2 separate regions of the Homo sapiens genome follow, and region 2 is linked to region 1. The links are chromatin loops, found by intact Hi-C in ENCODE. Cell type or tissue: left lung. All regions are shown on one strand. Each heading gives the region's core, and the rest is flanking DNA. Links, peaks and the distances in the headings are about the cores only. Region 1 overlaps GRIK4 (glutamate ionotropic receptor kainate type subunit 4). Region 2 overlaps GRIK4 (glutamate ionotropic receptor kainate type subunit 4).

Evidence for each region. A loop is a pair of places that touch in the nucleus more often than their neighbours do. Peaks named below come from ENCODE experiments on the same cell type or tissue, not always from the same donor. Only the 100,000 strongest peaks of a DNase experiment are listed, where the experiment ranks them.
Region 2: a loop joins it to region 1, with 2.5 times the contacts of the local background. A loop is called at or near these places in 71 of 110 quality-filtered maps.

The regions. Positions count from the first base shown.
Region 1 is chr11:120,790,139-120,798,138 of GRCh38, forward strand. All of the region lies in intron 3 of GRIK4 (glutamate ionotropic receptor kainate type subunit 4), which reads left to right. Among named protein-coding and RNA genes, the nearest start is that of TBCEL, 230 kb to the right of the region's middle. RefSeq lists enhancers at 2,074-2,611, 6,562-7,063, 7,064-7,563. In left lung, for the core only: no CTCF peak of the experiment used is centred there; no DNase peak of the experiment used is centred there; H3K27me3 peaks cover 315 bases.
Region 2 is chr11:120,518,240-120,533,509 of GRCh38, forward strand. All of the region lies in intron 1 of GRIK4 (glutamate ionotropic receptor kainate type subunit 4), which reads left to right. Among named protein-coding and RNA genes, the nearest start is that of GRIK4, 14 kb to the left of the region's middle. RefSeq lists an enhancer at 13,473-14,009. In left lung, for the core only: no CTCF peak of the experiment used is centred there; a DNase peak (open chromatin) is centred at 8,982; H3K27me3 peaks cover 5,495 bases.

The DNA.
Region 1 (8,000 bases), core at 1-8,000:
TTGTGGCTATTTGCTTGTATGACCATGTCCTTCTCTGGACACTTTGAAAGCAGAGATACATCTTATCCTTCTCTGCATACATAGTGCCTTGCTTAAGATAGGTGTTTAATAGGTATTTGGTGAATTAATAAAGAAAGGAATGATTGAATGAGTGAATGCCTTACCCATGTCAATTAGAAAGCAAACGATTAAGTACTAAATGAATGGTGCACACAATAAGTGCTTTGGAGGATTTGAGGAGGGTGAAAGTGTGGGGTGGAGCAGTTCAGTGCTTACCTGGGGCACGGTGGGAATGGGGTATGAGAATGAGGGTTATTAGGTAGGATTTGGACATGGGTTTTAAAAAACAGCTGAGTACGTTCCAGGAAGAGACCACCTGAACAAAAAAACAGGGCAAAGCAGCATGCTGTATTCAGTGTTCAGCAAGGACAATCTAGATGTAGCTAAGTGGTCATAGAATTCAGTAGAAGGTGAGTCTGCAAAGACATGTTGGGGCCAGACTGTGGAGGGCCTGAGGGCCAGGCAGGTGCATCTGCAGTGGAGAGTAGCTAGGTTGGTGCAAGAGAGACTGGAGGCAGAAGACAGGGTAGACATATTGCAAAAGAAAGCAAGGAGTGGCGGCAGTGGGAACAGAAGGGGGGCAGTGGGTGGGAGGCAGATCCCTCAGCAGTCTTTAGTGGGTGAGCAGATGGAGGGGCTGTAGGGATAGGGAGAATGCAAGGCAGCTCTGCCAGGGATTTGCATGAGACCAACTGGTGCTATGAAGTGAAACTGGGAAGCCAGAAAGAGCCCCCAATTCAATAAAAAGATAATGGGTTACATTTGGGACACAGAATTTGGACATTTGGACATTTCTTACTAGTAGCCAGAAAAAGGAGTCTGATGTGTAGATGAGAAATTGGGGGTGGAGATAGGGGTTTTGGAGTTATCTGCATAGGGCTGATAGTCAAAAATTAATGTTTCTTAAGGGAGAAATTGCACAATGAAGAGTGGCTTGTGGACTAAATCCAGGGTGTAAAATTGGGGGACACTTACATAGTGTCTAGCATTACATGGAAGAGGAAGGGGAGCGAGGGAAGAGGTTGGGGCATATGAGAGTTCTGGTTCTTCCATATCCATGTCAGCAATTGGTATGGTCAAGCTTTTTAATTTTAGCCATTCTAATAGATGTGTAGTAATATATCATTATGGTTTTAATTTGCATTTCCCCAGTGACTAATAATGTTGGACATATTTTCACGTGCTTACTTGCCACCTGTACAACTTCTTTGGTGAAATGTCTATTCGAATCTTTTGCCCACTTTAAAAATTAGATTGTTGGTTTTCCTATTACTGAGCTTTGAAAGTTCTTTACATATTCTGGATACAAGTCCTTTATCCAGCATGTGCTTTGCATGTAATATTTTCTCCCCACCTATGGCTTGTCTTTCATTCCAATCTTTTGAAGAGCATACATTCTAAGTTTTGATGACGTCTACTTTACCAATTGTTTAATTTTATGGGTTGTGCTTTTGATGTCATATCTAAGAAATCTTTGCCTAACTCAAAGATTTTCTTCTAGTAGTTTTATAGTTTTAGGTTTTACCGTTATGTCTATGGTCCATTTTTTTTGTTAATTTTTGCATATGGCATGAGTAAGGATTGGGATTTCTTTAACATATGGATATCCAAATGTTCCAGCACAGTTTGTGTAAAGACTTTTTTTCCCCACTGTACCTTTGTTAAAATCAGTTTTCCACAAATGCACGGGTCAAAGTAGTAATTATGAAGGAAGGAATAGAAGTTGGCATAGAATCCCTCAAAAGCCAAGACAAGTTTGGCTCAAAGATTCTTGAAGTTCTCCTGCTGTCAGGCGAGGTCATTGCATTGGGGATGGGAAGAATTAAACCTCGAAAGTTGAAGACTAGATGAATGATGGGCGTACATTATAGGATGCATGGGTTTCTGTGAAAACACATTGTGGTGCACTTGCTCAGCCTCTGCGTTCAGGGAAGGCTTCCTGAAGGAGGGGATGTCTGAGCCGAGATAGTCAGTGAGCAAAGATGAGAGTGCAGAAGGAGGAGAGTGAGCAAAGGTGTGCAGGCATGCAGCAGCACCGTGTGTGTGTGTGTGTGCGTGTGTGTGTGTGTAAGGGGTGCTATGAGTAGTTCACTGCTTCTAGAAGGTAGAGAGGGATGAGCAGGGAAGCACAATATAAGGTTTGACAGAGTCAAGTCAGATCTTGTGTGCCGTGCTGAGGAATTCCATTTATTTTGAGGATGGAAGCTTTTAAAGCAGGGCTTTACACTTCAAAGCGCACACTCTGGCAGCTAGGAGAGGGTGTGGTTGAGGAGCGCCAGGTGGTGGTGGTTGTGCCAGCCTGGAGGCAGGAAAACCAGATAAGAGTTAAGAGGTTGCAGTTAAGTCGTTGAGATGAAAGGACCGAAGTAGGGTGGTGGTGTTAAGACTGGAAAGAAGTGGACTGGTTTGAGAAATTTTGAGGAAGTACAACCAAAAGCAATTGGAGACTGGTTATTGGAAGGTGCGGAATTGGGTGAAGGCACGATGCCTGGGTAGCTGGTGCTGCTATTAACTAAACGTAGGAATGTTAACAGGAAGAATCTAGGAGGGAAGAGGTGGGTTTACTTTGGGTCTTCCTAAATTTGAGATGCTCTGCAGATACGTTCATGGAGATGTCACCAGGCTGTTGGATATAAGTAAAGCACACCCATGGAGGCGGCTATGAAATAGATCAATCAGGAAGCTCCTGGGAGGATGACAAGAAGAGGCCTCTGCAAAGACCTTGGATGCACCGTTGTTTAAAGGGGAGGCAGAAGAACATACCTGGAGGGAACAGTTAGAGCAGTGTGAGGAGAACCCTAGGAGAGTAGTTTCATGGAAGCCAAGGAGGTTGATTAAATGAGATAACATATATGCTCTTCTTAGGACAGCACCTGGCAGGTTGTAAGTCGTATTGCCAGCTAGTGATATAGTTAGACAAAGAATCAAAAGTTCACCAGTTTTGCAAAAATGAATATTGATGTTGACTTGGCAGGTGCAGTTTGGGTGGAGTGGTGGGGACGGAAGGCAGAGTGCAGTGGGTCGAGGAGAACATGGCATGGGGTGAAGTCAGCAAATGTTGAGTAGTCATTTGAGAAGCCTGGCTTGCATTGAAAGTGACAGAGAAGGGAGAGCCAGAGGGCACAGCTGGTCAGGGTGGTCAGGGGAGGGTCTGCATAGGAGGGGCGGGCCTTGACTGTTAGCACAGGGGAGCCAGCAGGCCTCGGGAGAGGCTGAAGAAGAAGGAGGCCTGGTGAGGCAGAGTCCCAGGGGAAAGGAAGGAAGGCTGTGGGTTGTCTGGAGCCCTCGTTACCTGAGCTTGTTGGGAAGGTATGGGGCACAAAGTCAACCAGCTCACTGAGAGTGGCCTCAGTTTAACCAGTGTGTGAGCTGAGAGCCAGGGGCTGAGAGCAGGGTGATGGTTGGAGGTGAAGGGTGGTGTTAGGGGTCGGAGCCCAGCAATGGTTACAGGTGAAAGGTGATGTTAGGGGCTGAGAGTAGGGTGACGGTTTGAGGTGAAGGCAGTGGTTACAGGTGAAGGGTGGTGTTAGGGGCTGAGAGCAGGTAGATGGTTTGAGGGGAAGGGTAGTGTTAGGGGCTGAGAGCTGGGCAATGTTTAGAGGTGAGGGGAGGTGTTGGGGCTGAGAGCTGGGTGGTGGTTAGAGGGGAAGGGCAGTGTTAGGGCTGAGAGCCAGGTGATGGTTGGAGGAGAAGAGCGGTATTAGGGGCAGAGAGCCAGGCGGTGTTTAGGGGCTGAGAGCAGGTAGATGGTTTGAGGGGAAGGGTGGTGTTAGGGCTGAGAGCCGGGTGATGGTTAGAGGTGAGAGGAGTTGTTAGGGCTGAGAGCCAGGCAATGGTTAGAGGTGAGGGGCAGTGTTAGGGCTGAGAGCAAGGCAGTGGTTAGAGGTGAGGGGCGGGTGTTAGGGCTGAGAGCCGGGTGATGGTTACAGGTGAGGGAAGTTGTTAGGGCTGAGAGCCGGGTGATGGTTACAGGTGAGGGAAGTTGTTAGGGCTGAGAGCCGGGTGATGGTTACAGGTGAGGGAAGTTGTTAGGGTTGAGAGCCAGGCGATGGTTAGCGGTGAGGGGAGGTGTTAGGGCTGAGAGCCAGGCGATGGTTGGAGGGGAAGGGTGGTGTTAGGGGCTGAGAGTCGGGTGATGGTTTTGAGGGTAAGGGTGGTGTTAGGAATTTAGAGTCAGGTGATGGTTAGAGGTAAACGGCGGTTTTAGGGGCTACGTTGTCTCCTCTCCAGAATTTCTATATTGAAGCCCCACCCCCTAAGACATCAGAATGTGACTCTATTTGGTGTTGAGGTAAGAAAGTTAAAACGAGGTTGTTAGGTTTGTCCCGAATCCAGTTGGACTTCTGTCTACATGAAGAGGAGCTCAGCACACAGGCATGCACAGAGGGAAGAAAGACCACGTACGGGTGCAGGGAGAAGGTGCCATCCGCACACCAAGGAGAGAGGTCTTGGAGGAAACCAGTCCTGCCCACACCTTGATCTTAGACTTCCAGCCTCCAGAATTGTGAGAAAAGGAATTTTGGTTGTTTAAGCCTTTCAGTCTGTGGTGCTTTGTAATGGCAGCCCCAGCTGATGCTAAGGGTCTGTGGTGTGGGAGGAGCTGGCTGAGCAAGCTCCAAGGCTGGTAGCGGCCCAGCCTGGTGCCCCAGGTGGGGACGAAGGCATGAGTTGGCGGCGGGAGCGGCCTGCACAGTGGTGTGATTTCCTCCAGCAAGAGGGGTGACCAAGGACAAGGGGCTGAAGAGTGGGACACAGAGGACAGAGGTGCCAGATGAGTGATGGGGATGGGCTGTAGCTGGGCCTCCGAGAGTGAGCAGCCAGGGTCAGCTGGGGAGCAGAGCTAACGCACTCCCCAAGGTGCAAACTGTCACTTTTTCTTGTTAACACAGGGCTCTATCCGGCTGAGCCAAACGGCCACAGACAGTGTTATAGATACTGCCTATAAAGACTCTCCAGTAAAACCTCTTTATTTTACCCCTTAAAAGGGTAAGAGTTACCGAAGTGCATGGAAATCTTCAGCAGCGAGGCTCTGGAAGAACTGAGGGATTAAGGAGGCTGCTTTTCCAACCTGAGGGGTCACTTCTGGGCTGCTGAGAATGTGTGGAGGGAGAGCCAGCCCCAGTCCAGTTTACCCAGGGAGCAGGAGGAGAGCAGCCAGCCCCGGGGGACCCTGGAGGCCTCTGGCGGGTCATCCACCCTGCGGATCCCTGTGTCGTGGGGCTGCTGTCCGTCCACTCATCGCCTAATGCTGACTGCACCATTGCCAGGCGCCACGTCTACTACTGGCTGTAGGGGATGAAAAGACAAGCGGCCTTGAATTATTGATTCACTCAACAACCATTCATTAAGGGCCTACTGTGTGTCCAGAATTGTGCAGCTACAGAGATGAATCAGGTGTGGTCCTCACCCCAAAGGAGCTGAAAAGATAGACAAATCAGCATAATGAAAAAGTGGCTTGTGTCTAATGAAGGGTACAGAGGAATTTCTGTGGGAGTTCAAAGGAAGGGAAAATTAATTTGGGATGGGGAGTTTGGGAAGATTCAAAGGAAAGAGGGATTACTCTGGGTTTTTTTAAGTACAGCCATCTCTCAGTATCCACTGGGGATTGGTTCCAGGACCTCCCTCGGATACTAAAATCGGGGACACTCGAGTCCCTTGTGTAAAATGCGTAGTATTTGCATATAACTTATGCACATCCTCCCATATGCTTTAAATCATCTCTAGATTACTTCTTTACCTAATACAGTATAAGTGTTATGCAAATAGTTGCTATACTGTATTTTTGTTGGTGTTATTTTTATTATTGTATTGTTATTTTTTGGTTTTTTTTTCCTGAATTTTTTTTTTTTTTTTCCAAGACGGGGTCTCGCTCTGTTGCCAAGGCCGGAGTGCAGTGGCGCAATCTCAGCTCACTGCAGGCTCTGCCTCCCAGGTTCACGCCATTCTCCTGCTTCAGCCTCCCGAGTAGCTGGGACTACATGTGCCCGCCACAACGCCTGGCATATTTTTTGTATTTTTAGTAGAGACGGGGTTTCACCATGTTAGCCAAGATGGTCTCGCTCTCCTGACCTCGTGATCCGCCCGCCTCAGCCTCCCAAAGTGCTGGGATTACAGGCGTGAGCCATCGTGCCTGGCCTTTTCCTGAATATTTTCAATCCACGGTTGCTTGAATCTGCAGATGCAGAACCCACAGATATGGAGGGTGGATTATACAAGCAGTTGAGGGAACTCACAGGTACAGATAGAAGGATAAATACCCCTCCAAGGCAGTGTGCAAGGAATAGTCTGTTTGAGTGGTGGGAGTTTCTCGGGAAATCCAAGGAGAAAGAGAGCACTGTGGCTAGGGGGTCAGAGAGGGCTTCCTGGAAGAGGCGCCTGAGGGAGAGAAGAGCCCTGGTAGGGAAAGGGAGAACAAGGGACAGGGACAGCATTGGCAAAGGCATGGAGGAGAGTTAATGGGCCAGTCCAGGACTGTACATGGAGGCTCTGTCACCTTGTTGGGGGTGGAGGGGATGCTATGACCGTGGAAGCCAGACAGGACAGAAGGGGCCTGAGGCCATGCCAGAGACTCAACAGGGACAGCTCTTCAGAGAGTGGGGAGGTTCTGAGGACCTTGAGCGGGTCAGTGGCTGTATGCCCTCTCGGGGTCGCCACGGCCACACTGATTGGGGTGAGCTGGAAGGCGCTGCAGGGGGGAGGAGTCCCCTCTAGCATTGACACAAGCATGGGACAAGAATATGGAGAGGAGTTTGGGGGGCGGAGAAGGGCACAATCAAGGGGCTCCCCTTTTCTTGGCATGAGCCATAGAACTCAGAACTGGGCACAGGGTGAAGTTCTTGGGGCTCATGGGGAGAAAGGCTCAATGGAAATGCAAGGGATCCCGGCTTCCTGGGCATGCCGGAGGCATCTTGAATCCACCTGGGTTGGAAGAGTCAGTGTGCACTGAGGCCCCATGGATGGAAAGAGCGGGAAGCCCCGGGTCTCTGAACGCATCTCCCCATCTCAGCCCTGCCTTTGCTGTGGCCCCAGACCTCCCAGCCTCACTGTGGCTCGGGGCTTCTCTGCAGGGCAGTCCCCAGGGCTGGAGGATGTGCCGTATCATATTATTCCTCATTAGGCAGCAGCTGGGGACTCGGAGCGTCCCAGCCCAGCCAGGCAGCCAGGCCTGGGGGACGCAGTGCAGGCTATGAGCGTTCACTGCACATTAAGTCTTGAGCAAGCTGCTCTCCTTCATTCATCTGGTCTCCACTCCTGGGACTACTGAAGAAGCATGCTGTTTGGTAACTGCCTGTTGAGCACATGCTTCTCTGGTGTCCCAAGAGTGCCTGAGCCTCCACCTTGTCTTTGATGTCCACAGCTCTAGAGTCTGGGTACCTGTTGTCGTCCTAGTTATTCTGATCCTCATATGTTTTATGCCAGCCAACCACTGGTTGAGGCCGTTTCCAGCCAGATAGGAATCACTGTCGAAAACCTAATTAAAAGTGGTCCCTGAATCGCACGGGGGTTGGGAGGTAGAGAGGACAGGATTTTAGATGTTAGTGAGTTGGCAATGACCTGCCTAATAACTTTGAGCACAAAGTTCTGCATTAGATGCTGTGGGCAGGGAAAGAGGAATGGGGTGAAGAGAGGACCTCATCCTCCCCTTAATACAAGATTCGCACGTTCCCTATTTCCCACGTACTCATTTTCCCTCTGTCTCAAGGTGTGTGCAGTGATGCTCTGTGAGCTGACTGTATGCTGTTACATGGCAGACTGGTGTCCAGGCTGCCATAGCAAAATACCACAGACTGGGTGGCTTACCCAGCAGAAATGTTTCACAGTGTTCTGGAGGCTAGGAGTCCAAGATCATGGTGTCAGGCAATTCGCTTCCTGTTAAGGACCCTTTCCCTGGTTTGCAGATAGCCATCTTGTTCTATCCTCACGTGGCGGAGAGAAAAAGA
Region 2 (15,270 bases), core at 4,375-12,374, 270 kb before region 1:
GGCACAAAGCTATGCAAGCCCACCCTGGCCTCCATGACTCTCGGCAGCTGTGCTGAGCACGAGTCCGTGGCAGCAGTGGTTATTAGTAGTTATTATTGTGTTGCATCCTCATAGTGTCTCTCCTAGCCCAGTCCGGTTCCTAAGACTCTACGGAATAGTGTCTCTAGCAAGGCTGGTGAAAGGATGGGGATTTGGGAGGCAGCAAAGCTATATATATTTTTTTTAATCAGAAAAGTCTATAGTGGGTTTAGTCCAAGCCCCAGAGAGACGAGGGGCCCAAAGCCCAGGGTGTTTAAGTCACTTGTCCAAGCAGTGTAACGGGAGTGGCAGAGCTGGATCCAGCATAAGCCCAGGGCTCCAGGCTTCCCAGCCTGTGTCTTTTTAAAATTTTTTAAATATTTTGAGATGGAGTCTGGCTCTGTTGGCAGAGTGCAATGTGCGCGACCTTGGCTTACTGCAACCTCCGCCTCCCAGGTTCAAGTGATTCTCCTGCCTCAGCCTCCTGAGTAGCTGGAATTACAGGTGCCCAATACCACCCCCGGCTAATTTTTTTGTATTTTTAGTAGATACCAGGTTTCACCATGGACCAGGCTGGTCTCAAACTCGTGACCTCAGGTGATCCGCCGGCCTCAGCCTCCAAAGTGCTGACATTATAGGCATGAGCCACTGTGCCTGGCTTAGCCTGTGTCTTTTGCTGGGTCTTGTGGCCCTGCCTGCAGGAGCGAAAGTGCTGGAAAAGAGATGCTTCAACAAATTGTTTGGTCCAGTTGCAACATCCAAACAAAATCGGTCTAGAACTAAGCAGGCGGATGATTTTGATTCTTTAAGGCACTAGAGCATGGGCTCTGTGGGGGCACGGATAGGGCCTTGTGCTTTTGTCTCTAACACTAGGCTGACACATAGCTGTGAATTCAACAATGATGATGACAATAATAATAGCTAATAAGTATTCAATGCTTATTATGTGCCAAGTACAATGCAAAGTACTTTCCATATATTATCTTAATCTTCCTAATAACTGCTATGAACTGAATGTTGGTGTTCCCCCAGAATTCATGTTGAAATCTTAACCTCCAAGTGATAGTATTAGGAGGTGGGGCATTTGGGAGGTGATTAAGTCATGGAGCAGAGCCCTCACGAATGGGATTATGCCCTTAAAAAGAGAACCCGCAAAGCCCCCTCACCGCTCCCACCGTGTGAGCACACAGTGAGGAGGCCCATCTATGAACCCAAAAGCCCTCACCCGACACTGAATCTGCCAGCACCTTGATCTCGGGCTTCCCCGCCTCCAGAACTGTGAGAAACAAACTTCTATTGTTTACCAGCTACCCAGTTTATGGTATTTTGTTACAGCAGCCCAAATGCACTATGATAATAACCTTAAGTTTATTATACCCATTTTACAGATGAGGAAGCTGAGATTCAGAGTAGATGATTCATTAGCCCAAAGTCCCATAGCTGGTAAGAAGCAGAGTTGAAATATGTACCCAGGCAGTGTGATTTCAAGCTCTAGTGGGAAATCCTTTGTGTGCATGCATGCATGCTTGTGGGTGCACAAGTGTATGTGAAATATGCACTAATCCCTCCCTAATTCCTAGATTCTACCTCTGGCTACCTCACTACTGGTTTTTTTTTTTTTTGTTTTTTTTTTTGTTGTTGTTGTTTTTTTTTGAGACGGGGTCTTACTCTGTTGCCCAGGCTGGAGTGCAGAGGCGCGATCTTGGCTCATTGCAACCTCCGCCTCCTGGGTTCAAGCGATTCTACTGCCTCAGCCTCCTGAGTAGCTGGGATTCTAGGTGCCCACCACCACACCTGGCTAATTTTTGTGTTTTCAGTAGAGACAGGGTTTCACCATGTTGGCCAGGCTGGTCTCAAACTCCCGGCCTCAGGTGATCCACCCGCCTCAGCCCCCCAAAGTGCTGGGATTACAGGCATGAGCCACTGCGCCCAGCCTACCTCACTACTGCTTCTATATTTCTGTTCCTCATCTCTTAGGCAAGGAGGCCAATGCTCATTTCCAGAACCGGCACCCTCAAGCCCCAGTCCCAGCCCGTCCAGCCATCAGCAGGCGCGGAGAATGAGTGGTGGCGCCTCTATGCGTTTTGGAACTCTCCTTCCCTTGGCCTGATTTCTTCGATCCCTGAGTGAGAGGGTCACTGGCAGTATTGGGGAAGTGATTAGAGAGCCACCTCCTGAATCACGTGCCATTCTTTTCCACCATGGAGGCCATCCAGGGAAGGGCCCGGTGTGGAGGCAGGAAGAAGGCAGCGACATAAAGCATTGAGGAGACCCTCTCCTGAGCTGCCGAGTCTGAGCACTGATTAGTGCTCAGGTGAGACAGGACTTTAGGAGGTTAAAAGCAGTCCTGCCCCCACTGGACCAACCAGGGTTGTGTCCACTCACCACCTCCTCCAAGGGCCTGGCTGGCTGGCTGGCCTGGCTGCCCCAGGTTAATAGCCGAGGATTAGAAGGAGTGGAATCTGACTGGGGTCTTGGACTCTCAGCAACAGCAGCAGAATAGGGAGTCTCTTTGGAAGAAATCTGATGGTAGCATTGTTAGACTCATGGTCGTTATTGCTCCTGACAGCATCTCCCCTAGCCTAGTTCAGTTCCTAAGATGACAACAGAACAAGGTCCCTAGCATGGCTGATGATGGGATGGAAACTGGAACATCTCTCTTTTTGGAGGCAGCAGAGGCATCTTCAGAATTAAAGAAGACAAAAGTGGGTTTGGGCGGGGCACGGGATATGCAGAAGACCCTGTAGAGTTATTTCCAGGTGGGAGGTCAGCACAACTCTGCCCTTATGCTGAAGTTGCAATGCCATTTTCTTTTTTTGTTTTGTTTTGTTTTGTTTTTCGTTTTTTTGAGACAGAGTTTCACTCTCACCCAGGCGAGAGTGCAGTGGCATGATTACAGCTCACTGTAGCTTGAACCTCCTGGGTTCAACTGATCCTCCCAATAGCTTGGGACTACAAGCGTGCACCACCATGCCTGGCGAATATTTTGATTTTTTGTGGAGATGGAGTCTCACTGTGTTATCCAGACTGGACTCAAACTCCTGAGCTCAAGTGATCCCTCATCTTGGCCTCCAAAAGTGCTGGGATTACAGGTGTGCGCCACCACGCCCGGCCCACAATGCCACTTTCTGATGGTAGTCACATGCCCAACGGCTTATTATGTTCTTGGTGATTTGTGTCCTCTCCCCCAAAGAGCTCACAGGGCCACAAACCTGAGAGACAGGAGGGCAGTTAAAATTATTGTCCCAGACTCTCAGAATTTCAGTAACTAGCCGAAAGCCACATAGTTATTTGATTGGAAAGTTGGATCAGTTCCCAGGACTCCTGCCCCTTGCCCAGGGCTGCATCTGCCACCCTGTGCCTTCCAGTTTGTGCGGTGGTAGAGGCAGTGGTCCCTGGGAACACCTGCTATTCCCAAGGTAGAGAATATCACACGGAAGAAAGCAGCACTTGTCAGGTAATGAGAACGCCTGTTGTATTGCTGGGAAAACTGAATGAAGTCCAGGGAGGTTAAATGAATCCTAGAATCTTATTCTTGAAGTAACTCGAGATCATTGCATTTGACGTCCTACCTGAGCTTCTATTATCTCCCGCGGGTGGTTATCCTGCCTCGGCTGCTGCCGCCTTCTGCTCTTCTTCCTCTTTCTCCATTTTCCCCTTCTTCTGAAAGCTGACATCATTGAGCACTTACCACCTTCCAGGCACTGTTCTAGATGCTTTGTATGTATTAAGTTGATTCTCCAGCCAACCCTATGAAGTAGGTACTGTTGTCCCACTTTACACATGAGGAAATACATAACCACAGAGGTTATGTAGCTTGCCCAAGATGACACATGAGCCAAGTGATAGAGCCGGGATATGAACTAGGCAGCCTGGGCCATGCTCTGGAGTGATCCTAAGGCAGGCCATCGCTGAGTTGGGCAGCTGTGAAACGAGGGAGCACATGAAAGCACCCAGTGCCTTGCCCGGCGTAGGGAATGTGCTCAGTCAATGCAAGTGACTTCTAAACATACCAGGAGGTTTTACCTTAGACTGAGCCAAATTGATTTCCCATGGGTCTTTTTTTTCTTTCTTTCTTTTTTGAGATGGAGTCTCGCTCGGTTGCCCAGGCTGGAGTGCCGTGGCGCGACCTCAGCTCACTGCAACCTCCACCTTCCGGGTTCGAGCGATTCTCCTGCCTCAGCCTCCTGAGTAGCTGGGTCTACAGGTGTGTACCACCACACCCGGCTAATTTTTGTATTTTTATAGAGACAGGGTTTCACCATGTTGGCCAGGCTGGTCTCGAACCCCTGACCTCAGGTGATCCGCCCGCCTTGGCCTCCCAAAGTGCTGGGATTACAGGTGTGAGCCACTGCACCTGGCTCCCATGGGTCTTTGTTCTGCACCCTCCTTGGAACCCCATTCCAGCCTTCTGAATGTGAAGCTACCTAATGAACAAGAAGCAAAGCCAACTTTCAGTCTCCTTCTACCTCAGTTTCCAAGACCCTTCCCCAAACTGAAATCCCCTGGCCAGGAAGACAACAGCCTGTGGGCCTAGAGAAATGTCCAAGGCTGGGACCTGCCTTATGAGGGAGATAGATCCTTGGCCACAGGGCTGCGCTGAGGGTTGTCACACATCCGTTCTTTAGCATGTTTCCAGAGTGCCTCCTATGTGCCAGGCACAGCCACGGAGCAGCACAGCTGGCCCCATCTCAAGGCTGGGCCCTTACAAAATGTGTGCACAGACACCTGCTGAATCTGTCAGATGCCAGATTGGTGGTGGGGTCCTGGGGACAGGAGCCTGAGGACTAGGAGAACTGTTGCTTCTCCACTGCTCCTAGGAGGCTGGGTGGGGATGCAGACACCCCATCAGGGGGCCAAAATTTCAGCTGACCCAAATCTAAGAGCACAGAGTAGGCAACTAGATGGAGGAAGCTCACCAGTTTATTTGTGCTAAAATAGCATCAGCCGACTCTCCTTTGAAACGTAACGGTCCTGCCAGAGTCCAGAGTAAATAGGCCGGAACATGAGATCTGCCAGGTGGGGTGCAAATTGGCAGTAAACAAAGCAATCGGGCTGTCTGAGTAGCGGAAGTCAGCTGAGAAAGTGCATTTCTCCTGCACGGAGCTGTGGGGTGGCGGCTGCTGGGCTCTCTCTTGCCCTCAGCTCCTTTGGGGAGGGAAGTGGGAGGGGGTATGTCAAGAGCTTGACCCTGGGCTTTAGGGGTGGAGGAGGAGCCGACTTTTGTCCTGTATTCCTGGGCCAATAATGCTGCTACTTCTCTCGCTGCTTCTCCAGTTGCCATCCTGCGTTACTGCAGGTCCTCACACCAGCCCTCCACGGCAGGTCTTATTAGTCCCATTGGACAAGGGAAAACACAGATGTCCAGAGAACCTGAGACACCGACACAGGGTCACACAGCTGAACCTGGGCTTTGTGGTTCGGTGTTGCCCGGGTCTGCCTTCGTCTCTTTAGCCACTGCTTCTCCGTGTGGCCAGTGCCTTTCTAAGGAACTTCCAGCTCCCAGCAGGGGAAGAACCTGAGCAGCCCAGCTGGGAGATGATCAGGGTGGGGCTGGTAGAGCAAGGTCAGGCCACCCTTGGATGCTTTGGGGAGGTCATCAGAGATCATCATCTGTCTCCCCACAAGGCACGGGTTCCATTGCACAGGGACTGTTTGCTTCTGCATTCTTTTTTTTTTTTTTTTCCTGAGACGGAGCCTTGCTCTGTCACCAGGCTGGAGTGCAGTGGCACGATCTCGGCTCACTGCAACCTCCGCCTCCCAGGTTCAAGTGATTCCCCTGCCTCAGCCTCCCGAGTAGCTGGGACTACAGGCGCACACCACCATGCCTGGCTAATTTTTTGTATTTTAATAGAGACAGGGTTTCATCATGTTAGCCAGGATGGTCTCGATCTCCTGACCTCATGATCCACCAGCCTTGACCTCCCAAAGTGCTGGGATTAGCGGCGTGAGCCACCGCGTCTGGCCGTTTCTGCATTCTTTCCCCAACAACCAGAACAGCACTGGGTGCTCAGTATGCGTTTAGTGGGTGAACGGCTGCTTTGGTGAGCCGCTTGTCTGCAGAGGCCCTGGACTCTGGAGCCCTAGACTAGCAATGAGCCTTGACTCTGGAAAGCTTGGATGGGCCGCCTTCGACTCGCAGATGTATGGGATTGAAAAGTCAATTGTGTGATCTTAAAACACATTTCCCCTGGTGGATGACAGGACTGGTTTCTCAGGTTAGTGTAGCCGGCGATGGAGCTGAACCAGTACAAAGAGTAACACCAGGCCTACCTGGACCTTGGCTCCAGGCACTTTACCCCCTCCTCGAACCCAGATGAGCCTGGCATCAATGGGTCAAGGGGGACTGTACTGGGGTGACTGGTAAGAGCAAAGGTGGCGTTTGGGCTGACAGCGCTAACTTCTGGATCAGGCTGTGGGCACTGCAGCTGCCATGAGTCAGGAGGAGGCTCTGGGAACATGGATTGGACCTGGGGTGCTCCTTCAGACATACCCAGTGTGAGCTAGGGGCTGCCTGCATCCTGGGGGCATTTATCATCACGCGGAGCTAGTTACGTGGCAGGGCACTGGGCAGGTCAGGATTGGGTACTGTGGTGGCAGAGAGCCCCAGGAAGAGGTCGCCTTTGTGTGGGGATGACAGAGGTCCCTGCGGTCTGCAGGGTGAGCTGAGGTCCTAGTCCACCTTCCGTCTTCTTGGCTTCTGGAGCCCATCAGGGGCTGCACCATGAATGCCCAGTGACTCTGGACCTCCCTGGTCAAGGCTGCTGGACAGGCTTCCCCTTCTTACCCTTCTCAGTGGATCCATGATGCCTGCAGTGCTGGGTCCAAAGAAGTCTGAGGCCAACTGTGGGCTCCCTGGGAAGGGGCACTGGACTCCCTGGGAAGGGGCGCTGGGAAGGGGCCCTGGGAAGGGGTGATATCTGACATGGCCACAGGGTACCATGGCTTTGTCAAGTCAGATTGAGTCTAGCCGTCTCATTTCACAAGTGAGGGCATTGAGGTTCAGAGAGGGAAGGAACTTGCCTGAGATCATGTGACTTGCAGAATCGAGGTTTGAAATGGGGTCCCCTGGCCGCTAGTGCCTTTGGTATCATACCTTTCATTAGACGGACTCACCAGGAGCCTCCCATCAAACCAGGGGAGCATGTGCCCTGCTCCCCACCTGACCTAATGCAGTGCCCATTCCAACCCCAGCTGCCAGCCAGCCCCATTCATACTGGGCAGGGCGTGGAAAGAGCTGTAGAAGCAGCCCTGTCCTCTGGGTGTTGTGACTCTGAGAGGCACATGGAGAAGAGACCAGCAGGGGTGTTACAGAAACCATAGCAGGCAGTCAACACACACTCATCAGACCCACACCAAGGTTAGCCGCGTGCTACGTCCCCGTGTCTAGGCTGGGGATGGGGGCAGAGTGGGACAAGCTGATGGTTCTCCTCTGAGCAATCCAAGGAAGCTTCCTGGAGGAAGTAGGGCTCTGGGGAGGAGCGGCCTTAACTGGGGCACAGGGAGAGGCTGGTTTGACGTGTGGGAAGTAGCCTGGTGTGGTGGGGGGTGACGGGAGGGCTTGGACAGCTGGAGTTAGAGTCCCTCTCTCTACTCACTGTGCGGCGTTGGACAAGTTTGTTCATGTATCTGAAGCCTCTGTTTGCTCAGCAATAAAATGGGGACAATGAAAAACCTAATCTCACAGGGTTGGGGAAGAGCAAATAAGATACCACCTGTGAAAGGGCTTCTTAAGTCTGAAGGTGTTTTCAGTACGTACTGTGTGATTTTATTTATATAAAGTTCAAAAACAGGCGAAGTAATCTATGGTAATAGAAGCTGGGATAGCAGTTAGCCTTGGCAGGGGGCCTGAGAAAGGGCCTCTAGAATACTGATAATGCTCTATTTCGTGATCTGAGAGCTAGTTCTGTGGACATTCCTTGAGCTGCACACTTATGTGCACTTCTCTTTCTTTTTTTCCTTTGAGGCAGGTCTCACTCTGTCGCCCAGGCTGGAGTGCGGTGGCATGATCTCCATCTCCCGGGCTCAGGGTGATTCTCCCACCCTGGCACCCGCCCTCTCACCCCAGTAGCTGAGTCTACAGGCATGTACCACCATGCCCCACTAATTTTTTATATTTTTTCTTTCTAGAGACAGTGTTTCTCTATGTTGCCCCGGCTTGAACTTCTGGGCTCAAGCGATCCTCCCACCTCGGCCTCTCAAAGCCCTGGGATTACAGGTGTGAGCCGCTGTGCCCAGCCATGTGCACTTTTCTGTGTAAACAGTATACATCAATTCAAAAAGTTTGTTTTTAGGCCGGGCACAGTGGCTCATGCCTGTAATCCTAGCATTTTGGGAGGATGAGGTTGGTGGATCACTTGAGGTCAGGCGTTCAAGACCGGCCTGACCAACATGGTGAAACCCCATCTCCCCTAAAAATACAAAATTAACCAGGTGTGGTGGCACATGCCTGTAATCCAAGCTATTTGGGAGGCTGAGGCAGGAGAATCACTTGAACCTGGAAGGCGGAGGTTGCAGTGAGCCAGAGGTTGCAGTGAGCCAAGATTGCACCATTGCACTCCAGCCTGTGCAGCAAGAGTGAAACACCATCTCAAAAAAAAGAAAAAAAAAGTTCGTTTTTAAAGTGCTTATCACAGTCAGGTTATAAATGGCTAAAGGGCGGTCACTTGACAGTGTCCAAGAGGAAACCTGGAATGATGTTAATAGAAATAGTGGTTGAACACTTTAGGCAGAAGAAACATTTTCTCATTTAAACCTCAACAACTCACATTTTACAAGTGGGGAAACTCAGTGAGGTTGCAGAAGTTGCCCAAAGTCACACAGCCAGCCCGTGGCAGAGGGTCTGACCAGAGCCAGCACCCAGTCCTGGGGAACCTGGAGGATGCAAAGGCAGGTGGGGTTGCCCTGATCCCGCCTCGGCTTGCCGGGGCTTTGGCTTCTGGAGCTGCGTCATCTTTGTGGCTCTGCCCCTGCTGGGGTCCTGCCAGGCCTCAGCTTTCATGGAATGTGGAGAGCAGCCTCAGCTCCCTGCGGCCCCAGGGTGGAGATGCTTCCAGAGTGGGAGGAAGCAGGGGCGGGAGCTGGACAGCATCTGTCTGCAGGGTCTGCTGGGTGGGGACCCCGGAGCAGATGGTGTTTCACTCAGTTAAAACCCCTCAGGGCAGACCCCTGCCGGTGAGAGAGGGAGCATGGCAATGCTTATCCCAGCAGAGGAGGGGAGCAGGGAGCCGCTGCAAGTTCCCTCCTGCCTTCCTGGAGCCCGTGCTGGGGATTTATCTCCTCCCAGAGGCCTAACTGCGCCCCAGACACTCGCACCTGCATCCTCCAGGGGCGGGCTGGGGGCTGGGAGGAAGACGGGCATTCAGGTGCTTTTGTTACCTTTGTGATGTGGCTGAGCCAGACAGCCTCGCTCACACTAAGCCACCCCTGGCGTGTGGCCTTGTCTGGTGAGAGAGAGGTGGCATTGTGCTTGCATTTATATGCAGCTGGCAGAGCAGATACAGCCTCATTGTTGTCCAAGGTTTCCAATCAGGTGGGGAAAAAGAGGGCCTGGTGGTCCCACTCACGGGTGGAGGAAGAGGCTTCTTTACCAGCGGAACCAGCCTCACCTCCTCTGGGAGGCCTGCTCTGGTTAACCCCTTCAGCTGCTTTATCCTGGCCCTCAGCAGGGACACATGCGTTGTGAATAGAGTGAGCTCATCAACAAACAAGTCCTTTTATTTTATTTTATTTTTTTGAGACAGGGTCTCACTCTATTGCCCAGTGACGGGATTTGGGCTCACTGCAGCCTCGATCTCCCGGGCTCAGCCGGTCCTCCCACCTCAGCCTTTTGAGTAGCTGGGACCACAGGCATGGGCCACAATGCTCAGCTATTTTTTATTTTTTATTTTTGTATTTTTTGTGCAGACGTGGTTTCACCATGTTGCCTAGGCTGTTCTTGAACTGCTGAGCTCAAGCAGTCTGCCTGCCTCAACCTCCCAAAGTGCTGGGACTACAGGTGCCCGCCACCACGCCCGGCTAATTTTTTGTATTCTTAATAGAGATGGGGTTTCACAGTGTTAGCCAGGATGGTCTTGATCTCCTGACCTCATGATCTGCCCGCCTTGGCCTCCCAAAGTGCTGGGATTACAGGCATGAGCCACCAAGCCCGACCCTATAATTTTTTTATATTAAGTCTGTCTGAAATATGTTGGTCCTGTCACCCCTGTTTGACTGGAGGCTGGCTGAGGGCAGGGACTATGGGGGACCCTTCTTTCCTCTGAGCCTGTCTTAGGGAACCCATCTGTATTAGTCTGTTTTCATGCTGCTGATAAAGACATATCAGAGACTGGGTAACTTATACAGGAAAAAGGGGTTAATGAAGTTACAGTTCCACGTGGCTGGGGAGGCCTCACAATCATGGCGGAAGGCAAAGAGGAGCAAGTCACATCTTACATGAATGGCAGCAGGCAAAGAGAGAGCTTGTGCAGGGAAACTGCCCCTCATAAAACCATCAGATCTTGTGAGACCCATGAGATCTCTCATGAGATGCTAGCATGAGAACAACACGGGAAAGACCTGCCTCCATGATTCAATGACCTCCCACCAGTTTCCTCCCACGACACATGGGAACTGTGGGAGTTGCAATTCAAGATGAGATTTGGGTGGGGGCACAGCCAAACCACATCACCATCTATTGAGCATGTGCCCATCTACAGCACTTTAGTTTCCCAGGGTAGCTTTGGCTCCCTGCCTCAGGACCTTTGCACATGCTGTTCACTCTGCCTGCAACTCCTCCTTCCACCTCCTCTCCTTCTCTTGCTTCACTACTCCTTATCCATTCCTCTTCCAGGAAGCCCTTTCCTGACGCCTCCCTGAGCCTGCATAACCCCCCACCCCGACCCTCATGTGCTCTTGCAGCCCCAACCCTCGTTCCCTTTGGAGCACTCCCACCTTGCATTGTAACCTACAACTTACATTGTAGCACTGAGCTGTGGGAGGCCAGGCATCAAGTCACCACATCCACTTCTGTGCCACACTTTAACACAGTGTCTGGCTTACAGGAGGATCTTGCCAAATATTTGTTGAAAGAAGCAAAGCGATCGAGCACCAAAGAGAGGAGCAAGCCCAGCCGCTGTGCCCATCGACATTAGAGGGATTGCCCTTGGCTGTGACCTCCTCCACCTTAGTCTGAGCCCCTAGCAGTTACTACAGGGACGAGCCTAGAGCCCAGCCTGGGCACCAGTGACCACATCTGTTTTGCACAGCGCTGGGTTCCTGACATCTGCACAGAGATGCAGCCTAATAGTGTCTCTTAGATGTCCTTGGATAGTCACACATGTAAGTTCCCTGTCGGGAGTGGTGGGGGAAGTGGGAAAAGTGCTGTCTGTCACTTATCCTTCTGTGAAACAAGGTGGAGATGATTTCAATGTATCCCTTGACTCCTGATAGGGAGTAGCCTCTCTCGCAACCTGCCTTTCCCACCTCAACCACCATCCCCGCTGTGTGCAAGTACACTTGCTTTTAGGTGCTTTCACATCCAGCATCTCATTTAATCTCTCCAACAAAGGTGCTTTCACATCCAGCATCTCATTTAATCTCTCCAGCAACCCTGGGAGGCAGCTGCTGTTGACCTGTTTTATAGATGAGGAGACAGAAGTTCAGAGTGGTTAAACTGGCATGCCCCGAGTCACACAGCTGGTAAGCAGTAGAGCTAGGATCCCGTTCTCCTTTTTCTAGCATTACAGCTCCACTTGCCCTTCCTTCCTGGTGGCTCAGTGGCCTGCTTAGGAGTAAGGGTGCCCCAAGTGTGAGTCCTATGAGGCCCCATGTTCTTGCTTAATGCCTGAGAGTCCCTGACCTTGGAAATGCCTGTGTGCCAACCACAAGGTGCGGGTGTGGAGAAACGTCTGCCTTTGACAAATAGCCCTGTGGTCCCAGGACATGTAGGGCTAATTCAAGTGCAAACAGTGTATTAGTATTTATTACTCATGCTCCACTGCTAATAAAATTTGAGTTTAAAAAATAATGGTGAGCAAATGAATCGGTCGATGGCCTGTGGGGAGAGGCTCCAGGGGAAGGATATTTCATGGAGAAGAGTGACAGGAGCCCAAGCTATTGCAGGCTCTAGAAGATGGGTCCTTGCTGGGGTGTGGGTGGGGGTAGGGGGACTTATCCTGGGGGCAGCTCTGCACTCTGGTCCAGTTTGGTGAGTCGTTAGTCTGCACAGTAAAATTTGTCAGAAAGCACATTTGCCAACAGAGGCAGCTTCTCCAGGCTGAGGAGGTGGCTGTTGGCTGGGTGAATAGCTTTCAAATATCTATTTCAGTCATCTGTGCTTAAAATCCTTAATTTGGGAAGCCATTTCCTGCAAAGTCCCAAACCTGGGTTCCAGACGGAAGCCTCTGTCTTCGACAACCGCGTTACAGGGCGGACTGGGTTCTGCCACGCAGGGCTGAGAATGGGGTTCAGAGGCCTAAGAAGGTTCTAAGTCTCTGAAAAACCAAGGGGCCTGCTACAGGTTCCGTGATGTAGGAAGACAGAGATGGCCCTGGGGTGTGGAGGGGATTCATTCAGAGCTGGATGGCATTTTGGGATGAGGAGAACTCTGATTGTTAGACCCCGCTTCCCTACAGTGGACGGCACCTGTGTCCTACTGATGTCTCTGGAGCATCATCGGCTGGAGAAAATGCCGGTTCACAAAAAGGAGATCTGCTACGGTGTGACTTTGATCAAGTCATTTTACTTCTTTGGACTTAGTTTCCTCTCTGCAGAGTGGGGGTGATGAGTCCTTCCTGGTTCCCATCATAGGCTCAGGAGCGGAAGGATGGAGCTGTCTAAGCAGAAGGGTGTGACAGCCCTTTAGATATTTGGAGACAGCTCTCTTGCTTTCCTTGAGAGAGTGCTTTGCTTAAGACTAGACTTTTGGAGGGCTTAGAAAATGTGGGTGGATTTGCGATTCTTATGTGTAAATGCTACCCTACAACCTCTTTCATAATTCATCCATCAAGGCCAGAAAGATCAAGAGTGAAACTCAGAGCTTGTTGTGCCTGGTTCATGCATGTTTGTTTATGGAAGGAGAAATGACATTTTCCTTCCCCACATCCTCCTTTCATGTCGTCTGCCCCTGCCACAGGCACCTGCTCCATAGCGCTGCCCAAATAATCATTTAGACACCAGGAGTTTCCAATGCTCTGTACATGTGCTCTCCAGTGCTTACACCAGCCTTGGGGTGGGTGCCAGGATCATCCCATATTACTGGATCAGGAAACTGAGACTGGTGCAGTGAGGGGTCTGCCCAAGGTCATGGTTACAGCTGAACTCTGCCTGTTTCTTTTTTCTTTTTCTTTTTTTTTTTGAGACTGAGTCTTGCTCTGTTGCTCAGGCTGGAGTGCAGTGGCGCAGTCTCGGCTCACTGGAACCTCTGCCTCCCAGGTTCAAGCAATTCTCTTGCCTCAGCCTCCCGAGTAGCTGGTACTACAGGTGCATGTCACCATGCCCAGCTAATTTTTGTATTTTTAGTAGAGACGGGTTTTCACCATGTTGGCCAGGCTGGTCTCGGACTCCTGACCTCAGATGATCCACCCGCCTTGGTCTCCTAAGGTGCTGGGATTACAGGTGTGAGCCACCGTGCCCAGCCTGCCTGTTTCTCTTAGCACCTTGCAACCTCATGGTTGTGGCCCAAGGATGTCATACCAGTGACCTTTGGATGTCCCTGTGGAGCAGCAGATGGCAACCCTTCTTCTCCCCTTTACTCCCAAATGGAGACCCTCCCCCTGCTTCCACCTCTGGATGTGGGGCAGGTGGAAGGTCTCCATTCAGGAGCGCACCTGGCAGGTGCACGATTGAACACGGAGCAAGACAGCCACAGCTGGAGCCGGGTACCTGTGGCCACTCAGGCCCTGGGCTGCTGGCACAAGGGTGATTGCATGGTCCCGATTTGACCTCCTGAGTCCTTGGTTGCTCCTCCCTAGCCCCCAAAGTGACCTGGACTCGCTGCTTTGAACATCCATCCCCCAGCTCCATGCTAAGCTCTCTGCAGCCCTGTGGGCCCTACCCCGCCCCCAGCTTCCTTTGATCCGGCTGCCCTTGTGCCCGGGGGTCCGCCCTGGGTGTGGACCCAGGAGTCGGGTGGCCCTGTGGTATTGTCAGGGAATGTCCCAACAGCTTAGAGGCATTGAATCAAAGTCCTCTCAGAGGGGGAGAGGGTATTGTTTAGACGTTTTGTGTAAATTAATAATATTGTAACTGTTAATTGAATGTCCATTGATTGCCTGTCAGAGGTTTGATTTAATCTGTCCTCCTCCCTCTGAGCCGGCTGGCTGCTTAAATAGTTTGCTCGCTTTGCCTTGTTTTTCTTGCTCTAGTGTGGACTCTTTCCCCTACCCCGCAAACCTTGGTTTCATTTCGCTGGCTTCATAATTAGCATCTTCTGCTTTCTGGCACTGGCCTTGGCCTTCTTGCAGTTACTAGTCCCTCCCAAGTGGATTCCTGTGATTCATCCCTCAACCAGAGTTTTCTGAAGTATCTGGAGACTCGGGACAAAGACAGTCGGCCTGTCTTTGTCCCCTTTCTTTTGGGGTTTTAGATGCTTTGGGCTTCTCCTTGGAAGGGAGTGGGAAGGGCAGTGCCTGGAGACTTAGGGGATGAGCCCGGTAGGGCTGCTGGCTTCATTCACTCATTCATCCGTCTATTCACCAGGCCCTGTGTTCAGCACTAAGGGGACACATTCCTGAGTTCAGTACTTAGTGGTGGAGACAGAGAAGTAAACAGATGATGCAATGCGGTGTGATGTGCCAAGGTGGAGGCCAATGTAGGGGGGCGCAGAGACATGGAAGAAAACGGTAAAATCAGATGTGGCAGCATGGAAGGCTTCCTGGAGGAGGAGTAACCTGCACTGCAGTTGGAACTGCATTTCAATAAACAAGGAGGAATTAGTCTGGCAAAGGAAAGGACAAGAGCCTCCTAGCAGAGGGAAAAGCACATGTCACAGCTGGGTCAGAGGGGACTTCTAGAGTGAGAGATGGCAGAGAATAAGGTAAGGGTTAATAATATCTACAGAATGATAATATACTGCACACTCACTAAGCATTGGGCAGAGTTCTGAGGGCTTTCCTTGTATTATCTAGCTTAGTCCTTATAACAACCCTGCATACAGGTACTGCTAGCGCCCCTTTTAATAGCTGAGCCTAGAGATATGGGCACAGGCAGTCTGATTCAGGGGTGCTGGCTCTCCCATTGCCCCTGCTGCCTCACTGCTGCTGTCTGGCCCAA